3 separate regions of the Mus musculus genome follow, and regions 2 and 3 are each linked to region 1. The links are chromatin loops, found by intact Hi-C in ENCODE. Cell type or tissue: left cerebral cortex. All regions are shown on one strand.

What was found. A loop is a pair of places that touch in the nucleus more often than their neighbours do. Peaks named below come from ENCODE experiments on the same cell type or tissue, not always from the same donor. Only the 100,000 strongest peaks of a DNase experiment are listed, where the experiment ranks them.
Region 2: a loop joins it to region 1, with 2.2 times the contacts of the local background. A loop is called at or near these places in 3 of 42 quality-filtered maps.
Region 3: it touches region 1 in a loop (2.8-fold over the local background); 3 of 42 quality-filtered maps call a loop at or near these places.

The regions. Positions count from the first base shown.
Region 1 is chrX:20,766,665-20,774,664 of GRCm38, forward strand. No RefSeq gene overlaps it. Among named protein-coding and RNA genes, the nearest start is that of Gm26065, 30 kb to the right of the region's middle. In left cerebral cortex, a CTCF peak has its summit at 4,524 (motif pointing left); a DNase peak (open chromatin) is centred at 4,519.
Region 2 is chrX:20,700,091-20,708,090 of GRCm38, forward strand. Usp11 (ubiquitin specific peptidase 11) reads left to right here and starts at 3,819. Exons shown (of 21, transcript NM_145628.4): 1 at 3,819-4,029. The coding sequence starts at 3,878. Gm39499 (a long non-coding RNA gene) reads left to right here and starts at 6,899. Exons shown (of 2, transcript XR_878086.2): 1 at 6,899-8,000. In left cerebral cortex, no CTCF peak of the experiment used is centred here; DNase peaks (open chromatin) are centred at 3,854 and 4,465; H3K4me3 peaks cover 1,923 bases; H3K27ac peaks cover 1,821 bases.
Region 3 is chrX:20,684,175-20,692,174 of GRCm38, forward strand. Cdk16 (cyclin-dependent kinase 16) reads left to right here and starts at 4,252. Exons shown (of 16, transcript NM_011049.5): 1 at 4,252-4,632. In left cerebral cortex, a CTCF peak has its summit at 4,637; DNase peaks (open chromatin) are centred at 3,648, 4,221 and 4,733; H3K4me3 peaks cover 2,561 bases; H3K27ac peaks cover 2,113 bases.

The DNA of each region.
Region 1 (8,000 bases):
GAAGATGGAAAGATCTCCCATGCTCATGGATTGGCAGGATCAACATTGTAAAAATGGCTATCTTGCCAAAATCAATCTACAGATTCAATGCAATCCCCATCAAAATTCCAACTCAATTCTTCAACGAATTGGAAGGAGCAATTTGCAAATTTGTGTGGAATAACAAAAAACCTAGGATAGCAAAAAGTCTTCTCAAGGATAAAAGAACTTCTGGAGGAATCACCATGCCAGACCTAAAGCTTTACTACAGACCAATTGTGATAAAAACTGCATGATACTGGTATAGAGACAGACAAGTAGACCAATGGAATAGAATTGAAGACCCAGAAATGAACCCACACACCTATGGTCACTTGATCTTCGACAAGGGAGCTAAAACCATCCAGTGGAAGAAAGACAGCATTTTCAACAATTGGTGCTGGCACAACTGGTTGTTATCGTGTAGAAGAATGCGAATCGATCCATACTTATCTCCTTGTACTAAGGTCAAATCTAAGTGGATCAAGGAACTTCACATAAAACCAGAGACACTGAAACTTCTAGAGGAGAAAGTGGGGAAAAGCCTTGAAGATATGGGCACAGGGGAAAAATTCCTAAACAGAACAGCAATGGCTTGTGCTGTAAGATCGAGAATTGACAAATGGGACCTAATGAAACTCCAAAGTTTCTGCAAGGCAAAAGACACCGTCAATAAGACAAAAAGACCACCAACAGATTGGGAAAGGATCTTTACCTATCCTAAATCAGATAGGGGACTAATATCCAACATATATAAAGAACTCAAGAAGGTGGACTTCAGAAAATCAAATAACCCCATTAAAAAATGGGGCTCAGAACTGAACAAAGAATTCTCACCTGAGGAATACCGAATGGCAGAGAAGCACCTGAAAAAATGTTCAACATCCTTAATCATCAGGGAAATGCAAATCAAAACAACCCTGAGATTCCACCTCACACCAGTCAGAATGGCTAAGATCAAAAATTCAGGTGACAGCAGATGCTGGCGTGGATGTGGAGAAAGAGGAACACTCCTCCATTGTTGGTGGGATTGCAGGCTTGTACAACCACTCTGGAAATCAGTCTGGCGGTTCCTCAGAAAATTGGACATAGTACTACCAGAGGATCCAGCAATACCTCTCCTGGGCATATATCCAGAAGATGCCCCAACTGGTAAGAAGGACACATGCTCCACTATGTTCATAGCAGCCTTATTTATAATAGCCAGAAGCTGGAAAGAACCTAGATGCCCCTCAACAGAGGAATGGATACAGAAAATGTGGTACATCTACACAATGGAGTACTACTCAGCTATTAAAAAGAATTAATTTATGAAATTCCTAGCCAAATGAATGGACTTGGAGGGCATCATCCTGAGTGAGGTAACACATTCACAAAGAAACTCACACAATATGTACTCACTGATAAGTGGATATTAGCCCCAAACCTAGGATACCCAAGATATAAGATACAATTTGCTAAACACATGAAACTCAAGAAGAATGAAGACTGAAGTGTGGACACTATGCCCCTCCTTAGATTTGGGAACAAAACACCCTTGGAAGGAGTTACAGAGACAAAGTTTGGAGCTGAGATGAAAGGATGGACCATGTAGAGACTGCCATATCCAGGGATCCACCCCATAATCAGCATCCAAACGCTGACACCATTGCATACACTAGCAAGATTTTATTGAAAGGACCCAGATGTAGCTGTCTCTTGTCAGACTATGCCGGGGCCTAGCAAACACAGAATTGGATGCTCACAGTCAGCTAATGGATGGATCACAGGGCTCCCAATGAAGGAGCTAGAGAAAGTACCCAAGGAGCTAAAGGGAACTGCAACCCTATAGGTGGAACAACATTATGAACTAACCAGTACCCCGGAGCTCTTGACTCTAGCTGCATATATATCAAAAGATGGCCTAGTCGGCCATCACTGGAAAGAGAGGCCCATTGGACTTGCAAACTTTATATGCCCCAGTACAGGGGAACACCAGGGCCAAAAAGGGGGAGTGGGTGGGCAGGGGCGTGGGGGTGGGTGGATATGGGGGACTTTTGGTATAGCATTGGAAATGTAAATGAGCTAAATACCTAATAAAAAATGGAAAAAAATTAAAAAATAAAATGTAAAACAAAACAAAACAAAACAAAAAAAACAACAACAACAACAAGAAAAAAAACCTCCTTGCTAGCCAGGCATTGTGGTGCACCTGCAAGGTAAATGCAGACCTATTTCTGTGAGTTCAAGGTTGTAACTATTTTTAGGCCAGATAAAGCTACACAGTTTGACCTTGTCAAAAAAAAAAACAAAAAACAAAAAACAAAACCTTGTTAGGAAGGTCTTGGATACTAAAGTGGAAGTTACTGCTATTGTTTTGCTAAATGGACAAGTGGTGCCTGTCAAACTTACCTTAGAAAGAATCAGTTCATCTGGGCGATGGTGGCGCACGCCTTTAATCCCAGCACTTGGGAGGTAGAGGCAGGCGGATTTCTGAGTTCGAGGCCAGCCTGGTCTACAGAGTGAGTTCCAGGACAGCCAGGACTATACAGAGAAACCCTGTCTCGGAAAACGAAAAAAAAAAAAAGGTGTTACCATATCACACTCTTCAAAGACCGGGGAACATTATGAAGAGACAGACAGGAAGAATGCAAGAGCAGGAAAAATGGGGCAATGGAGTGGGACTTCCTGGCAGGACATGGCAGTTGCGCTCTTGAACTCACAGCAGCTATGATTCCCTGTATCGGATCCCCACAAGATTGGAGCTCATCAACACCTTGTCATTAAAGGAGGAGGGGTTCAGAGGACCCACCCTTCCTCAAGATCTATAGGCAGATAACAGTTTTTTCCAAGTGCTATAAGCACTGGCACATTTCCTGTGGCAATACATTATGATAAAAATATCTTTTATGCTGGGCATGGTGACGCACGCCTTTAATCCCAGCACTTGGGAGGCAGAGGCAGGAGGATTTCTGAGTTCGAGGCCAGCCTGGTCTACAAAGTGAGATAGAGAAACCCTGTCTGGAAAAAAAAAACCAAAAAAAAAAAATCTTTTACATCCCAAGAGACTGGAAGTATTGCTGGACCTCACAGCCAGAGTTAATAGTAATTATTTATTTATTATTATTTATTTACCTTGAGGTCACTTGAAACATAAGATTGATCTACTACTGTGTGTATAACCTGTTTGTTTGCTCAACCTATCTTTAAGAGAACAATGTAACTTGGTAAGGTGGTGCACACCTTTGAGTCTAGCACTTGGGAGGCAGAAGCAAGTGAATTCAAGGCCAGTCTGGTCTAAATAGAGACTTCCAGGATAACTAGGGCTACCCAGTCTCAAAAAATAGAATGATGTTTGACTCTGATGCAGTCTCAGTTCCATTCCCTTCACTCTAGACTTGCTGTTTGTGCAGCAATCATTTGTGCTCCTTTAGGCTATCTTCTGCCCTCTCCCTACATTAGACCACAAAGACCTGTGCTGATAGACAGACCAGACAACTTCATATTTGCTAAGGAGTCCAGAATCTGATTCGTACACACAGATATTGGAGAGCTGCAGCCTTTGCCATGCAGCCCCTCAGGCTTTCTTCTGGCTACCTAGCTTCAGGTATTAGGAAACAGTTAGGAACAGCTCACCACTAACTATCATAGACTGACCAGGCTAAATCCCAGCCTCTTCTGCAGTCAATTGGCTGTTTGTATCACCGCCTCTTCACTTTGCATAGTAACTTAGTAATGGCAGCTTCTTCTTCTTCTTCTTCTTCTTCTTCTTCTTCTTCTTCTTCTTCTTCTTCTTCTTCTTCTTCTTCTTCTTCTTCTTCTTCTTCTTTTTTTCGAGACAGGGTTTCTCTGTGTAGCCTTGGCTGTCCTGGAGCTCACTCTGTAGACCAGACTGGCCTCAAACTCAGAAATCGCCTGCCTCTGCCTCCTAAGTGCTGGGATTAAAGGCATACGCCACCACGCCGGGCAAGGGCAGCTTCTTATTAGTAACAGCCTGCTACTTTTCTCTGGCAGTCACAGTACCACTTCTTCCTCTGCTACCTCCTCCTTGTCTTCTGATTTTTCAAGTCAGGGTTTCTCTGTGTAGCCATAGCTGTCCTGGAACTCAGAGATGGGTGGCTCTGCTTCCCTAGTACTGGGATTAAAGGAGTGTGTCAGCTCTTCTTATTTGTAGGTATTGGCCAGCTGACTCATCTATGTGACAGTCTCTTAGGGTTCTGTCTCCCTCTTCCTCTTTCTCCTTTGAAGAAAGGATTTTATCTTAGCTGGGCAAGGCTGCTCTCATGTAGTCCAGGCTGGCCTCAAACTCATTTTATAACTCAAGCTAATTTTGAATTTCTTGTCATCACACCTCTGTCTCACAAAGGCTGAAATTATAGATATGATCCACCAGGTTTAGCTAAAATATTGCTTTAAAGATGTTATTGGGGCCAGAGAAATGGTCAGAGGTTTAAAACCCTGGCTGCTGCTGTTTCAGAGCCATCTGAGATCTGGTCCCAAGGTGGTTTGGCACCCTCTGCTGGCCTCTGGGAGTACTGCATCCATGTGATCCACTGACGTGTATGCAGGCCTGCCACCCATAAACATAAACTAAAAATACAGGTAAAAAATGTTATTGGGTGGCAAGATCTGGAAAAAATGGCTCAGAGAAGCAGAGTTTGCTTCCCAGTTGCTTACAACAGCCTGTAACTCTAGCTCCAGGAGATTTGATGCCTTTTTCTAGTGCTACTCACTTCACTCACATATTACATACGAACATGAGCACACACACACACACTTGGGGCCACTGAGATGTCTTAAGATGTAAGGACACTTGCCACAAATTGCAATGACTTGAGTTTACAGGGCCCACATGGTGGAAAAAGAGAACCAATTCCCACAAGCTCTTCTCTGACCACCACACATATGCCATGGCACACACACAATGTAATAAAATGTTATTTACCAGCCGGGCGTGGTGGTGCACGCCTTTAATCCCAGCACTTGGGAGGCAGAGGCAGGTGGATCTCTGAGTTCAAGGCCAGCCTGGTCTACAGAGTGAGTTCCAGGACAGCCAGGGCTATACAGAGACTTAAGTTTATTGTCCAGAGGGAAAAGAGTTCATTACCATCACCATAGGGAAGTGCAGCAGCAGGAGGCACACCAGCAGGACAATCTCAAACTGTATCAGCTCACCTCTCAAACTGTAGTGGGAAGTAGAGTGAGCACTCCTCCAACAAAGCCACACCTCTGCAAATAGTACCGACAACTAGGAACCAAGTATGCAAATGCCTGAGACTACAGAGAATGCCTCATTCAAACACTCCTGTATTAGAGGGAAAACACTCTACCCTTACCCTCCAGCTCTTAAATCCTTTCATCGCTGTCTTCTCAATCTTCTCTGAGCCTTTTCTGAGTGTTGGGCTGACTTGCCACCTCCACAGTCACTTGTTCTCAGGAGTTTAACCTGCTATGAGTATCTTTGGCTACCACCCCCTACTATACGAGGTTCTTCACAGGTGTTAGAGGGATGGCTTTGTGGTTAAGAGCACGGTCTGCCTTTCCAAGAAACCTGGGTTCAATTCTCAGCACCCACATGGTAACTTATGACTGTGTGTAACTCCACTTCAAAGGGATCTGACACCTTCACAACAATGTACATAAAATAAAGCTAAATGAGTTATTTTATTTGGGGGGGGGAGGGGTTGAGACAGGGTTTCTCTGTATAGCCCTGGCTGTCCTGGAACTCACTTTGTAGACCAGGCTGTCCTCGAACTCACAAATCTAAATCTGATTGCCTCTGCCTCCCAAGTGCTGGGATTAAAGGCATGCGCCACCACTACCCAGCTGTTACTGGTTATACCATGGTTCTTGGACCACTGCATTCTTCAGATGTGGGGTGCTGCAACTGCAGTAGTAAACACCACACAGGACAGCATGGCCACCCAAGGTCCAAGCAATTAAATTTTATGTGAAATAGGACCTGAGCTTAGTTTCCCAGTAACTCCTAACCACCTATTACTATGGATCCATGGAAATTCAACACCTCTGGCCCCTGCAGGCACCCTCCCACACCAATCACACACACACACACACACACACACTCACTTACACATACACTCTCACACATAATTTTAAAATTATATAAACAAATTTAATTGCTGTATAACACCTTTATAAAGCTTGATAGAGACCGAGCTTTAAATAAATCTTAACTCTTTTACAAGACTCACAAGACCCGTGTTTTGTTTTGTTTTGTTTTGTTTTGTTTTTCTTCGAGACAGGGTTTCTCTGTATAGCTCTGGCTGTCCTGGAACTCACGTTGTAGACCAGGCTGGCCTCGAACTCAGAAATCCACTGCCTCTGCCTCCCAAGTGCTGGGATTAAAGGCGTGTGCCACCACCGCCCGGCTAAGACCCGAGTTTTTTAACTAGAAGCCTGACACACTTAGTAGAAACTTAGCAATTATCTTGATGAAACAAAATCTTTTTTCAGGCATATTAATGAAATAAAACTGAAAGTGCGGAGCTAAGTCATTGCCCTTATCTTTGTGTTCTAGGACTCACAGAGCTTAGAGGATCATCTTGCAGATGAAGGCTATTGTCTATGAGAGTGAGACTATAAACCCTGGACAAGACCCATCATGCCCTGGGAGCCAGTTTGTTTTTATAGGCAATAGGGACGATTTTAGACCACTCACGGGCTAGTTTAGAGGCAATGGCTAACCAGATAGCATCCTGACTAAGACTTTTTATTTGTACGCTTTGTTTTAAAACTTTCCTTGTGCTATGAATTCAAAATATGTGGACTAACTTAATTTTAAAAATGTATATGGCCATTTACTTATAAGCCAGTTTGAAGCCAGGCAGTGGTGGCACACGCCTTTAATCCTAGCATTTGGGAGGCAGAGGCAGGCGGATTTCTGAGTTCAAGGCCAGCCTGGTCTACAGAGTGAGTTCCAGGACAGCCAGGGCCATGCAGAGAAACCCTGTCTCGAAAAAACAAACAAACAAACAAACAAACAAACAAAAGCTAGCTTGATGTCATGTAAACAATATATAAACATAAGCATGAGTAACAATATGTACATATTATGTCTTTATGTACACATAAAGACAGCTTTAAGGGCCAGTGAAATAGCTCATCGGGTAAAGGTATTTGCTTCAAAAACTTAATGGCCTGAGGTCAAGCCCTGGAAGCCACATGAAGGAAGAAGGAGACAATCAGTTCCATAAAGTCATTCTCTGACCTACACATGCGCACTGTAGCACATGTAACCCCAAACACACACAATATATATATACCTATAAAACACCCACACGCAGCTCACAACCATCTGAAACTCCAGTTTCTCAAGATCTGATGCTTTCTTCTGGCTTCTATGAGCAACAGGCACACACATAGTACACAGGCATACATAAAGCCAAAAAATCATACACATAAGGTAATAAAAGGAATTTTTTTTCTCATTTTTCTTTCTGAGACAGGGTTTCCCTGGCTGTCCTGGAACTCACTTTGTAGACCAGGCTGGCCTCAAACTCAGAAATCCGCCTGCCTCTGCCTCTCGAGTGCTGGGATTAAAGGCGTGCGCCACCACACCTGGCCCCTTTTGTTATTTTTGAGACTGGGTCTTAGTAAGTTGTTCAAGCTGGTCTTGAATTTACCCTGTATCCTAGGCTGATCGGAAAATTAACTTTTTCTTCTATGTGTTTCCTGAGTAGCTAGGATTATTGGCTTGTGCAATCAGGCCCAGTCTGTTTTATATAGGAAAAGAAAATGGCAACAAAAAAATTAAGGACATTCCCCTGGATGAGTGACTCACCCACGTGTAGAATAATTACCAGTATTGTAGTAAATTCACCTTATAATAATAAAAATCACACCCAAGGTAGGGCTTAACACTATAATGAGACATGTCTCACAATAAGACAGTGAGTGCAGTATTGGTCCTTTAATCCCAGCACGCGGGAGGCAGAGGCAGGTGGATTTCTGAGTTCGAGGCCAGCCTGGTCTAGAGTGAGTTC
Region 2 (8,000 bases), 67 kb before region 1:
AACGGGAATCAAGCACGGAGTATAGATAAGTTAGATCCATCTCGAATTATAGACAAGCCTGAAAGGATGGAGACAGGAAATATTTGGAAGGACCAGTGGTAGATCTAGAGTGGTATGAGGCAGAAAGGTCCAGTCTGACACTATGAAGAGGTCAGTTGGAGAGAGAATGAAAATAAAGTAGGGTTTTGACCACTTAAAGGAATCTAGTAGACTTAGAAAAGTTCAAGAGTGAGGTCATAGAGCCAGAAGTTTGGATTATAGACAAGCCTGAAAGGATGGAGACAGGAAATATTTGGAAGGACCAGTGGTAGATCTAGAGTGGTATGAGGCAGAAAGGTCCAGTCTGACACTATGAAGAGGTCAGTTGGAGAGAGAATGAAAATAAAGTAGGGTTTTGACCACTTAAAGGAATCTAGTAGACTTAGAAAAGTTCAAGAGTGAGGTCATAGAGCCAGAAGTTTGGACTGCTTTCTAAAATCCTGGAAGTCATCAGTATGGTGAAGTTTGCAACAACCTAAGCTTGGGAGATGGTTCACTTAGTAGCACACTTGCTATTCAAGCTTGAAAACCTGAATTCAAGTCACCACCACTTATTTGTAGGCTTAAAGGTGATGCATGCTTTTAATCCCAGCACTTGAGAGAGAGGGACAGGCGGATCTCTGAATTTGAGGCCAGCCTGGTATACAGAGTTCCAGGACAGCCAGAGCTACACAGAGAAGATCCTGTCTTGAAAAACAAGTGGGGGCAGGGGGCACTTGTAATCTCAATACTGGGGAGTGGAGTCAGCAGGATCCCTGGAGCTTCCTGGCCAGCCACTGTAAAGAATTGGTGAACTCCCAAGTTCAGAGAGAGACCCTGTCTCAAAAAATAAGATGGAAAGCAATTGAGGTTGACAGCATATGTTTACTTCTGGCCTCCACCTATATCTGCACATACAGTATACAAAAAGTGGCACAGCCAATGTAGCCTCACATGAGAATATGGCCTTAGTTTCCTCTTTCCATGAATCCCACCATCTTAGGAAGAGCCAAGAAGAGACTTGTAGACAAAAAAGGGGGTGGACAGGGCCAAGCAAATGCAAGTATTAGCAAGCCTAAAAGTGGCTGTTTATGGAAGTACAGCAGTGGTGGGTGATCTAATGAACCTCTCAATCACTGTGCCCTTGTAAACACTTTAAATCTCAATTGGAAGCTGCAATGTGCCACAATGTTTGTCTAGTCCTAGGGTTGAAAAAGTAAGACAGCCTACTTTTGGTGGCGGCTCATGCCTTTAATCCCAGCACTTGGGAGGCAGTGACAGGCAGATGTCCAAATTCAAGTGTAGCCTGGTCTACAGAGTGAGTTCCAGGACAGCTACTGTTACACAGAGAAGCCCAGTCTCAAAAAAACAAAACAAAACAAAACAAAAAAACCACATCTTCCCATTCCTGTCAGTCTTTCAGTTTTGTAATGGATAGGATGTCCACAAGTTCCTCAGCAGACTTCTTATGTCCTAGAAGGTGAAGAAACCAGCTTTAAGGGTTGGGGGAGGGGCAAGCTAAATGGGGAGAAACAGACTGGAATGAAGGAAGTCAGTTCAGATGGATTTAAAGAGCAGCTATCTGCTTGTTCCAAACTCCATTTCTACACTAGTCTTTGGGGTCAGAGATCAAATTAAATTTCCTTCAGGGCTCATACAACTAAGTTGTGACCTCATCTGTGTCAGGTTGGGGTTAGATAATAGAATAACTGTATCAGACACCTCATCACTACTGTAAAATCAAACTCCCTACAGAAGCTAACTGAAAATAAGAGGGATGTTAGATCATGTGATTGGGAGGAGGGTTGAACTGCAAGCAGACCTGTGTGCACAGGGGTCTATATAGGAATAGGAAGGCACAGCTTAAAATTCTTGTCTGTGTGTAGTTGGTAATAGTGAAGGTAATCACTAAACTAGCCCCAAAATCATGATTTGCGGGGGAGTTTGTGGGTTGTCAACAGGAACAGGTGAGGACAGCCAAAAGAAAGGGAGGTGGAGAAGCACAGAGAACTAAAGTCATCACTGACCAGTAGAACTGAGAGCCTACAAGAAAAGGGTAACAGCCTAATAGGATCTTTCTCAACCAGAGAGATGATCTCCACACTTAAGGATGTCTGATTATGTCTGGTGATACACAGCCTTTGTTGTGATGGTTGCCACCATTTTCTAGAAGTAGAGATCAGGGAACAGCTTAATACCCTAACGTGCTACTTTTTTTCTTTTCTTTTTTTTTTTTTTTTGAGACAGGGTTTCTCTGTCCTGGAACTCACTCTGTAGACCAGGCTGGCCTCGAACTCAGAAATCCGCCTGCCTCTGCCTCCTGAGTGCTGGGATTAAAGGCGTGAGCCACCATGCCCAGCTAAAGTGCTACTTCTCACAAGAAAAAATTGCAGTAGTGCTGAAGTCTGACATAGAGCCTGGTACACCTGTATCCTGTACTCCTAGCATTTGGGAGGCTAAGGCAGGGGGATCATCATAAGTTCAAGGCCAATCTGAGCTTCATGTTCAGAATTGAGACTCTTTCAAAAAAACACCAAAAGAAACCCTGGCCGGTTCAATGGTTTTCACATACATGTTTGTCATCAGATTTCCTTTATATTAAAGATTGGGGACACTCAATGAATTGGTTATCCCAAGATACCCTCTGAATAATTCCACTATATATGCATGAAAATGAGAGTGAAGATACTGCAGAAAGTCTTGATTTTGTGAAACCTCCTGAGAGGGTTTCCTGAGCTGATAGCATGTGACCACAGTTTGAGGATCTGCCTGGTGTTTAAGGACACAGCTCTGGAACTAGGTCTGCCGTGCTATGGCACATCCTAGCTGAGGACAAATGATTTCACATTTCTGGCTCTCAGTTTCCCACATTGTTACTCATGGGCCAAAAACAATACAGTTATCTGCTACCCAAGGCTACTATTTAAGTCCAGCAAGTCACTTAAACTGGACAGACTCAGTATTTGTTATGCTTCCAACAAACACACAGATTTGTCTGGTAACTCTAGTTCAGGAAGCTGAATGTTGAAGTGCATGCCTGTATTCCATCACTTTGGAAGCTGAGGAAGGAGGATCAAGGCAAATCAATTGCCAGCCTGGGCTTCATAGAGTTGGAGGAAATTCTGGGGCAATTTAGCAAAGTCCCTGTCTCAAAGATAGAAAAGACAGATGACACACAGACAATCACACAGAGAGCCACACCCTAGTTCAGGCTCTCAGGAGATGATAAACTATTTGAGAAAAAAACCTTTTATTTCATGTATATAAATGTTTTCCCTGTATTCATATATGTGTACCTTGTCCATTTCCGCTGATCCTCAGGAACCTGTGTTATGGATGGTTGTGAGCCACCATGTGGGTTCTGGGAATTGAACTCTTTCTTCTGCAGGAGCAATGAGTGCCCTTAACCTCTGAGCCATATCTCTAGCCCATACATTTGGTTTTGATGGATGAGAAAGGTAATTCACGTTAGGCTAACAAAAATGCCGCTTTCATAGTATGGGTTTGCAGTTAAAGGGGCAACTATTTGCCCTAAGCATCCTTTGTGAGGCCCTAAACACATATTTGCTCATTTTGGAAACCTCTGGCCTCCACCAAAGGACCATTTCACCTGGTGTTAGAGAATTCCACAAGGCACTAATGTCTTAGTTCCAAACAAGAGAGTTAACCCCTGGTATTGGTTGCAGAGACCACAGACCACCACCCAATTTCCGCCAAATGGTGACGTTTCCAAGATGGCAGTAGCCCCCTGATTGTTGGGGGGCTCTGCTTCCGTTTCCGGGACAGAATCCGGAAGTGCCAGTTGAGGGTCGTCTTCCTATCTTCAGTTGCGTCGGCAGTTGGAGGAGGACAGACGGTGATGGCGGCGGTCGCAGCGGACCCAGCTGCAGCTGCCGTCCCGGCCTCTGCTGAGGACCGAGACACACAGCCCGAGGCAATGCCAGACCTGGATGAACAGTGGCGCCAAATCGGGAATGGGCGAGAGCGTCCACTGCGAGCTGGCGAAAGCTGGTGAGGCTGGGCTTCAATGAAGCCTTGGCCAAGGGGACCTTGGGGGCGTTAGTATCGCGGGGTACTTAGAAATCAAATTCTGAGGATGAAGCGGTGCGAGGCTGGGAAGGGGCTTGGGCCGGCGGGAGAGAGGGGGCGTGGAAGTGCTAAGTGAATGAATCTCAACGTTTGGGGGAAAAGGCGGGGCCCGAGTGGGGCAGTCAGCCGCCTAAGGACAAAATGGGGTTTGTGATAGGGGTGGGGCGTGAAGGGGATGGCCGTGGGAGTCAGGGGACTGCATCGTTTGGGGAGGGGGTGAGAGGGGACTGCGTCTTGGAACCTGGAGCCTGGAAAGGAGGCTGGCTCCGTACTTAACGCGGGGGCGTGGCGTGTGTTACAAAACGTTGCGTCGGTTGCAAGGAACGGCCTACAAGTACTCGAAGCGCCTGTGAACCCGACGAGCTTGGTGGCGTCCGCTGAAGAGCAACTCCATAGCCTATAGCTGTGGGCCGAGGGGCGGAATAGTGTGGTATGGGGAGGGTGCCTGGCTCCTGGGAACAAGGCGAAGGGCTGGGGAGGGGCAAACTGTGGAGGAGGGGCAGTGCCTGGGGCAGAAAATGGCGCCTGCAAAAGAGCAAAGATTGTGACGCGGTATTTTTTTTTGTTGTTTTTGTTATTTTTTTAATACCCCTCTAGTTAAGGTCTCCTTCCTAGAACAGGAGAAAGTGCAGGTGGTTTACAAAAGATTATTTGGGGAGTTTTTTTTTCCACGTGATAATATTTTTGTAATCAGAAATGGCTATTTAAAAGGGATCCACAGCTTTTAACAAATTGTCTTGTTAGACCATTTTTTTTTAAATGCTAATCAATGCCTCTTAAAATTTACTGCTCCCCGGGTTCCTATTTCTCTCTTGAGTTGCTGCTCATTTTTAATTGTGAAAATCGTAAGACCTACAAAGATTATAGTATAAAACGTTTTACATAAATGGACATCCTGCTGAAAGAAATGGTTTGTATGCTTCAAAAATGGCAAGGTCATGAAAGGCATACGCTGAAGAACTGTTCCAGATTGAAGGAATTAATGCAGTTTAACAAGTCTATGCAACACGTGATCCTCATTTGGATCTAGCACAGGAAAAATAAATTATTTTTAAAAATGAGGGTTCTTTCTCATAATTTATTTCTCTTTCACTGTAAATTTTATTGGAAAAAAAATCGGTGAAATTTGACAAAGGCCAGTAGATAAAATACTGGTACTGATAATTTCTTGTGATAATTGTAATGTGGTTATGAAAGAATATCCTTTGGTGAAAAAATACATACTGAAATTTCATAGATAAGGAGCCATCGTGTAAACAACTTACCAAATAATTATATTAAAAATGCACATGGGAGGGAGAAGATTATGGAAATATTGGTCATAGGATGTAAAATTTAGTTAGACAAAAGGGAACAAATTCAAGAGCTCCCTTGTACAAAATGGTGATTATAGCTAATAACACTCTATTCTATACATGAAAATTGCTTAATAGATTTTACATGTTCTTACCCAAACAAACTGTGTGACATAATTGGTTTGTTAACTAGTTTGATTTAGTGTTTTACAATGTATATATCAAAACATGCTGTATACTATCAATGCACACTTTTTTTTGTCTAGTTTAAGATAAATGAAAATACCCCAAAGATGATATGGGGAAAAAAAGAATAGAACAAATGGATAAGGTGTGTTAGATTTGGGGACTCTAAGGGCATACAGAGAAGTCTTTATATTATTCTGCCCTCTCTTTTTAGAGGCAGGGTCTCTATTATGTGGTCCTGGCTGTCAGGGAAGTAACTATATCAGGCTGGCTTTAAACTTAGAAATCTGGCTGAGATTACAGGCATACTCCACCATGCCTGGCTTTTTAAAAACCCATTTTCAGTGAGTTTACTTCAAAGAAAATTTAGTAAATTTTATATGTGGATTAATCACTCATGTGAAGATTCAGAACATTACCTTAAAACTCGTATGCTTTTCCCCTCCATCTTCATAGGAAACTGTTATCCTAAATTTTGAATTAAAGGGCTCTTTTCACATTTCATTATCATAATAAACTTCCAATATTCATATATATGTGAATATACACATATATATGAACATGAGTGTTTGTGAAATAGACTGTGAGCCCTTATATTCCATGGTAAATAGTATCTGTATGATGTAATTTGATACATTAACCTTGACCTGTTGGTCTGCCAGGTTTCTCAAGTGTTAAGATGCTGCTGTTCCCTTAAGCAGTAGTTTCTTAAATACATATTTAAATTTTATTTATATTTTCTGTCCATCTGTACCTCAGGATATCCAACAGCTTCTTGTTTCATGCAGTATAAATGGTAAAGTCCTCAGTGACCTGCAAGGCTTTTGGAGACTGGTACCCCTTCTCCATTCTAACATTTCTCTGATCTGATTATCAGCCCCCAGGCCCTTCCTCTCTCCATCAGGGACACCCACATTAGACTATTGCTGTTCTTTACATTTAGGGCCTTTTCCAGGTTTTCCCACTTTACAAAGTTCCTAAACAACACTGCCAGTGAAATGTGTATACATTACTGGGGAGATAAATTACAATTCCCATACTAGAGGATATAGTGACATCTTTCTGCCATTATATCATAGTTCTCCAGCAAAGACTGGCCTCAATCCGTCCTGAAAACAAACAGTAACCAGACTGTTTGTATAACTCATTTGGAGATGTCCAACAGTTCTCAAAGCTTTGGTTCATTCCTCTTTCCTACCTTGACAGATGTGTCATTATTTTTGCTATTGGTAGATAACACATGATCCTGTCATCCTTACCAATGGCCTTTTAAATTAGCCTGCCAGGAGAGGACCTTCTTTGGGGTAAGGAAAATATTTTGGAAGTAAGTAGAGGTGGGTACACAACATTGTGAATGTACTAAATGTTAATGAATTGTTCACTTTAAAATGGGTTAATTTTATGTTAACTTCACCTCATTAAAAAAAATTACCACACCAGTGTTGGTTGAGTATTAAAGCCAATTTGTTTCTCCTGTTGGAATTGTTATGAAGCATTTTGCCAAGCTCCACTTTTTGTTGCTCATTTAAATTAGGTAAGAGCAAAGGATCTCAAAGTTTGCTGCCATAGTTGAGAAATACGTATTTATAAAGCATTTGAATTCAAGGACTAGCTTCAAATCATACATCTGTCAGTATTAGCTGTACCTCCCATCCTTAGCTTAATAGCAGATTAAAACAATTCCAGTTAAGTAACTCACTCATCTTTACTGATTAAATTTCTTAGATGCATTTGTTTGGGGGTGGGGTGGAGTACACCATGTGACTCTGTGCTGGAGGAGGCCAGACAACCACTTGCAGGAGTCCGTTCCCTCTCTGTATTTCCTGGGGGATCAAATTCAGGCCAGCAGACTTGGTGGCAAGCACCTTTACCTACTGTACCATCTTACCCACCTTCCACCTTATTTTTTGATACAGGGCTTTTTGAACCCAGAGCTCTGTTTTAGACTGGCCAGCAAACCTTTAGTATTTTGTCTCCATGGCCCCCTCAAGTGTTGAGATTATCACTATGCCAAATGTTAAGTTTTTTTAAGACAATGTTTCCCCTGTAACTTTGGCTGTCCTAGAACACACTTTGTACACCAGGCTGGCCTCGAACTCACAGAGATCTACCTGCCTCTGGCTCCTTAGTGCTGGGACTAAAGGTGTGTACCACTGCCACCTGTCTTGTGCCAAATTTTTTGCTCAGCTTTTTTTCTGTAGCTGTGAGGATCCAAACACAGCAGGCACTTGACCCAGCCCCTAAAGAGCTTATGTTTTGAGGCCACATTCCAATCTCTGAAAAGACAGCTTCCTTAGAAAGTTTCAGTTCTTGTGACAGTGAATTGTCTACACGTTTAAATCAAGGATATTTGAGAGACTTTGGTTACTTCTGTATAGGGTACAGAAACTTCCTAACAGTAAACAACTGTGG
Region 3 (8,000 bases), 82 kb before region 1:
TCTATACTTTTTTTTTCTTGGCCTGATCTGTTGGATTCACCTTATTCTTCCATATAGTTCTGTTTTACTCTCCCACCATGCCACTTTGGGTAACAGGCACTTTGCTTCTGGTGTCTCATGGTGATAGTAACTGTTCATGGTGAATGGGAAAGTTTTCCCACTGTCAGCACTCTATTGCTGTTACTTCTCTAAGAAGACACCTGCCACCTGCCCATTGTCTCACCCCATTACAGGCAAGCACTACATACACTGTTGTTTGTACTGGTTTTCCACCATCTCAGTTCCTTTATGGGCAACCTGCATACTTTGTTCTCTAACTCTTCCATTGCAGCTGATTCTCTATAGACATTCCAGTCTCTTTACCACCACTACTCCTGGATTCCTTTGATACTTTACTAGTATCTGACACCCTTGTTTATCAAAACCAGCTGTAATCCTAGCATGATGGAGGTGAATCAGAAGTTCAAGGCCAGCCTGGACTACATGAGACTCTGCTTTAAAACCAAAAGATTTAAAACAACCAGTTACCCTATAATTCTATGTCTTAGATCATACATACTCTTTTACTGTTGTATGTACGCCATTACAAGACCAAACTGATAAGAAATGGGGCTCAGCAAAGCCAGGATTGGGTAACTGTTGAGCCCCCTGTATCCAGCAGATTTGCAAATATTTGCCATCTAATTATTCAACCATTTGTTTAGTGCTGACTGCTAGGCACTATTATAGGTATTTGGTACATATTACCATCATAAGGCTTATGAAACTTAGAATTGACAATAAATACAACTAAGGTAAAAGTTGAGGGGCTGGATAGATGCTCTTCCTGGGTTTGGATTCCTGCACCTGAATTTCTTCTACTCATGACCATAACTCAGGTTCCAGGGATCTCATGGCCTCTTCTGGTCTGGACACAAGGTACAAACATGTACAGTTAGTTATACCTGCAATGCAATATATATATATGTGTGTGTGTGTGTGTTTCCTTCATGGATAAGGGAATCAGATCCCCTGAAAGAGGAGTTACAGTTGTTGAGCTGCCATGTGGGTGTTAGAAAATTGAACCTGGGTCTTCTGGAACAACAGCCAGTGTTAGTGCTCTTCACCACGGAGCCATTTCTCCACCCCTAAAATAGTTGAAAAAAGATAATCTAACATGACTAGAACAGTAGCTAGTGTTTGTCTAGCATGCACCAAGTTATGGGTTCAATCTCCTGTTCTGCATAAACTGAGCGTACTGGTACACATCTGTAATCCTAGAACTGGGGAGGTCATTGGAAGAGAATCCAGTGCTCAGGCCAGCCTGGCCTACAGAAAATCTTGTCTTGAGCCATGTTGAGTTCAAGACTCACATGCTAGAGCCAATTCTTGCAAGTTGTCCTCTGACAAGTGTGTTCATACACAAACACACAATTTTATTTATTTGGTTTTGTTTTTTTCAAGATACTGTTTCTCTGTATAGCCCTGGCTGTCCTGGAACTCTCTGTAGATCAGGCTGGCCTCGAACTCAGAAATCCGCCTGCCTCTGCCTCCCAAGTGCTGGGATTAAAGGCATGCACCACCACTGCCTGGCTAACATACAACTTTAAAAAGTATATTACATTCATTTAATTGGGGGAGAGGCATCCCATAATGTCCATATGTAGGTCTCTCCATGTGAGTCCAATCAACAGAACTTAGGCAGTTCAGTTTGGCAGCCAGGTGTCTTTACCTGCTGAGCCATTCTTCTCAGTCTTGCCATTTTTCTTTTTTAAAGACAGAATCTCTATGTAGCCCCCTGGCTGTCCTGGAGCTAGCTATGCAGGCCAGGCTAGCCTCAAGCTCACAGAACTGTCTCTGCCTCTTGAGAGTGCTGGGATTCTCTTCAGAGAGAGGGTTGCGCCACATATCTGGCCTATACATTTTTAAGTTTTTTTTAATGTGTCTCTGTGTTCACGTGTGTGTGTGTATGTGTGTGTGTGCGTGTGTGTGTGTGTTTTAGAGTATGCCATGAAGATGCTTGAGGAAACTAGAAGAGGGCATCCTCACTATGCTGCATTATTATGCTAAGGCCCTTAGTGCCACACTTTTTATACTATTGGCCAAAGTGATAACTATAGAAAGTAATACTCTGATGAGAAAAGGGGAAAATGTAAAATGAAACATTTGTGTCCATTTATGTTTATCCACTTAATGTCATGTTTTATAAAACTTCTCCTGGAAGCCGGGCGGTGGTGGCACACTCCTTTAATCCCAGCACTTGAGAGGCAGAGGCAGGCAGATTTCTGAGTTTGAAGCCAGCCTAGTCTACAGAGTGAGTTCCAGGACAGCCAGGGCTATACAGAGAAACCCTGTCTCGAAAAAACCACAACAACTAAAGAAGGAACTGGAGATACAGTGTGAACCACTTGATGTGTATGCTGAGAACCAAACTCTGGGGAGCAGCAAATGTCTGTAACCACTGAGCCATTTCTCCAGACCCAATCCCATTCATTTATTTTTTTCATTGTTTAAAAGTTGATCAATGAGCCTGGCACAAATGCAAATGGGCTGGAGATGTAGCTCAGTTGGTAGAATGCAAATAAAACCAGGTGTGTGGCACATGCCTATAACACCAGCACTTGGGTGGTGGATGCAGGAAGAATCCAGACTTCAATATCATTCTTGACTACACTGAATTCAAGATGAGACTGGGCTGCAAAAGACTGTCTGAAAACAGAACAACAAAATGTTGACCAGGTCTGGGTATTATTAGCTCAGCATGGAAGCACACACAAGGCTGGGAATAGACTTTAACAATGCAAATAAACATCAAATTTTAAAAGCCCCCCTTTCAAAAGGCATAAAGCCAAGTGGGGATTTGGAATAATGGAACTGCACCAGAAAGAAATAAGTGTAGATATGGGGCAAGTGAATTCCAGGCACAACAACAGCGAGTATGAAGTCTCAGAGACACAAATGCCTGCTATATTCAAGAACTAGGATATTCTCCTGTTGTGAGAGGAAAGGAGATTAAGTCTGTTAAATGATAGACCCGATGTCTATCCTAGCAAGGACGACTTTCATGGCTGAAGAAGTACTTGCCAATCAATGGCCCTTGCTTGAAAATCGTGACTGGGAAAGAAGGCCAACCAAAGGAAGCCCAGAAGAGGCAAGGAAATTCCTGGGGCCAGTGTAAGAAGTCTCAGGAAGTCTGCAGAACTGTTTGGGATAGATACGGGAAATCGTGTCATTTTCTACAGAGAAGAATGAGAGGTATGCCTGGCAATGTTGGCCGTGTAACAGAACCTAGTTAAGTAAGACTGTAGAGGACAAGATGAGGTAATTGAAAGGTGTAAAGAAAGCCTAATTAGAGGAGCTTGTACGCGAATATTAGAGTGAGGCAGCAAGAAGCTCCGCCCAAGCCAAAGTTCCAAACCTGCGCCTTAGTGGAGTCTGCCCCCTCTAAAAAGGCCTTTCCTTCTCAGCCTAGGTTTCACCACACCAAGAAGCTGCAGGAGAATGTGGGAATGGTTAAAGGAGGGAACCGGCTGACTGAGTGGCCTTTGGACCAATTATCTTACGGGATATTCAGCGATCTCCTGAGAAGCGCTCAGAACAAAAAGGCGAGCCCGAAAACCAATAAAAAACCGTACAGAGGAGGAGGCAAGCTGAAGAGAAAGCTAGATCATGCTTCTTCAGCTTTGCCACGCCCTTCATTCTTGCTCAGCCCTGACGCAGGGAGCAAATTTGATTGGCTGAGCGTCAGCTTTTTCAAAAGGGTGGGGCCACATACGTTTCACAGTGGGTAACAAACTAGTGGTAGAGGGTGGGTGGCAGGGCGGGGCTAGATTGTCCTAGCTAAGGTGGTAATCCAGGCCACCTCTCCTAGAAAGTCATTTCCAGCCTTTAAATTCTTGCCTCCCGAGGCACCACAAAGGACTGGAACTGCTTCGCTCACCTGTTCTTTTTCTCCTTGCAAAAGTCCCGTTTACCACCATGGGGATGTACCAAATGAGACTGTAGGGAAAGAAGGTGGTGACTGGCACGCCTGGCTACTGGCTGCTGCTCACCTCGATGCTAGTAAATTTCTAGCAAGATCAAAACTATTAACCCCTCTCTAAATCCCCCTGGCGCCGTTCCAGGGCCAACGCCACATTCCCTGCTGGGCACGCAATGGCCGCACCCCCTCCCGCTGCAGAAGGCTCTTTTGGTACACGCAGTCCGAGGTGAGTCTCCTCCTTCCTGCTTCACACCCCACCCCCAGCGTGTGCGTGCGCATGCGCGGAGCGCGGCGCGCGCGGCTGTTGGGCCGCTGGCTGGGGGGCTCTGGGATATGCTGCGTCTCCGCTAGCTGTCTGCTGTGAGTCACGAGCCGCCGTGAACACCCGGATTCCAGCGGGCGCTTGCGAGCACGGGGGCATCGCCCGCAGTGGCCAAGCTCATGGCCGGCTGAGCGGGACGCCGCCGCCGCCTCAGCCGCCGCCGCCGCCGCCGCCTCTTCCTCCTCAGCCGGCGGCGGCCCGGGCCCAGCAGCCATGGCCGAAGACTACTGGGACGGGCGCCTGCGGCGAACTGGAGGAAAAGGAGGTCGCGCGGCCTCATCCCGGGCCGCCGCCCCAGGCGCCACCGCGCCGGCCCCGCGGCTCTGAGGTTACTCGCGCGCCCCCTCCGGTGAGCGTGTCCTCGATACTTAGGGTGGGGGCTGCTCTTCCTAGAGAGCCAGCCGGACCCTAGGCAGTGCTGGAACAAGACCAAGGGGTTCTGGGCAGCTTGTCTGTCAGGTGCCCCCTCCCCCTCGAGTTTCCCAGAATGCACTGGGGGGTCATTTGGGGCCTCCCTGACCTTGGCCCCGCCCTGGGCCCCTGTCCTGGGAGCTGAGGATGGGAAGTGCTGTGGATGCTAAGTGGGAGAAGGGTGATTAAAGGACTAGCGTTATGGGAATGGATTGATACAGTGAGATTCTCGGAGTTGCTAAAGGGCTAGGAACATGTAATAAAAAGCCTTACGACTTCAGGCCCAGTGTGCTTATGGAAAGGGGTTGCAGGACCATGAGGGACGTGATGGGGTATAACAGGGTTTGAAGTAAAGACAGTTCCAAAACATTCTAGTGGAAGTTGGAGCTACAGAGAGGCCCAGTGTAAATGGAGAAAGGGTGGTAGAGGTACTACCAGAAGGTGTGCTGATAGACGCATAGTTCCGAGTGTGTGGTGATGAGGGTCAGGATAGTGTTAATACTGTGTTTATCCACGGAGTTGAGGGTGGCAGCTTCTCTGGGTCCAGGGTGTGCTCATAGAGGAGGTAATGGAGGGTCCTGGAGATGAGGGTATGTAGATGTAATAAAGGTAGGGTGAGATCAGTATATGCCAGTGAAGGCAGAGCTTTTGAAGGACCTGAGAGTGTGTGTAATGGGAGAGGATGGGGAAAGGCCTGTACTACTGGGTTTTAGGTGTGTGCGTACATGTGTACGGGAGATTGTCAGTAAAGGAAGTATAAAGAGCTTTGCACACTAAGGGTCAAGATGAGGTGTGAGTGGATGTCCATAAAGGCTTCCAGAAAGCGTGGGGGCAATACTATATATGAAGTTCTAGAGCACTGGTTCTCAACTTAGAGGTCGAATGTCAAATATCCTGCATATCAGACATTTACATGATAATTCATCACAGCAAAAGTACAGTTATGAAGTAGCAACAAAAAGAACTTTATGGTTGGGGGACACCACAACATGAGGAACTGTAGTAAAGGGTCACAGCATTGGGAAGGTTGAGAACCACTGTTGTAAAGGCTGCTGCTGTGGGGTTAGATAGATACAGACACTTAAATGTATGCACGCTATTAGGGGAAGAGCACAAAGTAAAATATGCTGATGTACATCAAAACGCCTTTTTTCTCTCCATGGGCCACTGAAGTGTGCTGATTTGAGGAGTGCTTCAGAAGTAGAGTTTTTTTGGGGGTGAGGGGTGGAGAATCTAGTGGATAATGAAAGGAACAGAGCTATGAAGGAAATCAATTGTGAACCAGAGAAATGGTGGTAGGAGTGGTTGGTTGAAGCAGGGAATAGGAGTAGGTACTGGTGTGCCAAAGTGAATTGGAGTCATGAACTGAGATGTATGTTATTAGGGGTCAGGGTCAAATGGAGGAGCTGCATTCACTAATGAGAGTCAGTCTGATACAGAATAGTGCATTTCTCCCTGGAGAATAGGGCTAAGGAAGGGTTCAAGGTGTGCTGATAGAGTTAGGACTGTCAGGGTCAAGATACAATGAAGATTAATCTTGTGCTGAGGGAAGGAACTGTGCACTGGAAGTACAAGAATGTATGTTAACAGCTGGGCGTGGTGGCACACGCCTTTAATCCCAGCACTCGGGAGGCAGAGGCAGGCGGATTTCTGAGTTTGAGGCCAGCCTGGTCTACAGAGTGAGTTCCAGGACAGCCAGGGCTACACAGAGAAACCCTGTCTCGAAAAACAAAACAAAACATACAAACAAACAAAAAAAGAATGTATATTAACAGTGGTCATAACTCTGAAGGTAAGGGCTAGAGAGATGGTTCAGCTGTTAAGAGCATGTGCTGCTCTTCCAGAGGACCTGGGTTTAGATCCCTGCATGCACATCAAGAGACCCATAACTGTGAAGGGACCTAAGTGTGAACCAAACTGGTCAGGGATTGTATAAGAATCACAATGTACTGAGGATTCAGAGACGTGTGAAAGTCCAGAGAATGCTAATTTGGGTCAGCAGTAGAGCACCCTGAATGCATGTTAAGGAGGATCAGAATCCATAGGGGACACTATTATTGGGAAGGACAGTGCTAGAGAGAGGCTAACAAGCATCTAGGCTAGGAAGGGACTCAACGTGAAGGTGGTAGGAGTTACTTAAAAGGGGCAAATATATGCCAATACAGTTGAGGGCAAGGTTTTGAGTGCTGAAGGGAGTTAGACGTTGTGAATGTTAGTAGGAGTTAATAAATATTGAGGGCCTTCTTGGGGATCTAGTGTGTGCTTTTAGAGGTCAGGACAGAATGGAGCATGTGTAAGTATGGTGGTAATGCAACTGTGTGCTCAGCAGTTGGAGTTATCGTCCGTCCGTGTCCTTGGTATGAGAGTAGCCTGAGAACTGGTGAGTATGTCTGAGGAATGCCAAGAAGGACAAATGCTACGTTAACATCCTATCTCCTGATTCTTGCTCCTTCACTTGTTCTGAAGTTTAGAAGCTCAGAAAACTGAAATTATGGTATTTAAGTTTTGTTGCTCATAAATGTTTAAGTGTATATATTTTTAGGAGTCTGTCCTCCCTGAAATGTTGGTCCTTGGGAACTGGCCACTTTCTAGGCCTAGATCTAGTGTTTGTCGCCAAGGTCAGGATTGCCCTGTATTCTCTGTGGGTGGATCTTACTCTTATCTATCTGAGATTTCTTCTGCTAAGCTGGCTCTGCCTTCCCTTCTAGTGAAGAAGTGGGCAGAAGTGGGAGTGGGAGCTGCTGGGGTAAGCATTTTGTTTCAAGGTAACAAGTGACCCATTTCTTTTTAATTCATCCCCAGCCTTATCTTCAACCTCAATTCTAGCTATACTTGGGCCCTGGGCCACCTCAGGCCCTGCTGTGAGTACAGATGGCTCCTGAGCTAGGTCTTTCCCCCTCCTTGCTGGCCCAGAGCCCAGGAGGAAGCAGAAGAATGCCGACCTAAACCTTTTGGTGGCCCCATTCCCACCAACAGCCCATTTAGGTCATCTGGTTGTCGATTCTAGCATCCCTAAGTGTCTTCTTTATAGTAGTCTGTGTCTGGGACTTAACCTCAATAAAAGTTGGTCCTAGGCTCTCAGCCCCTTGCTCGGCTACTTCTGTATGTACTTTTTGATATCAGCCATTATTCCAGGTTCTCAGGATAGAACAGTGGCCTAAACATACAGAAATCTACCCTGGTAAAGCAAATTTTCTAGTTGTGGTGGTGAGAAGACAGACAGTAAAAAAGGAAAGAAACCAATAAGTAGATGGTGTTATTTTTATTTCTGGGGCGGTTGTAAGATCTGAGGGACACATTAGAAAG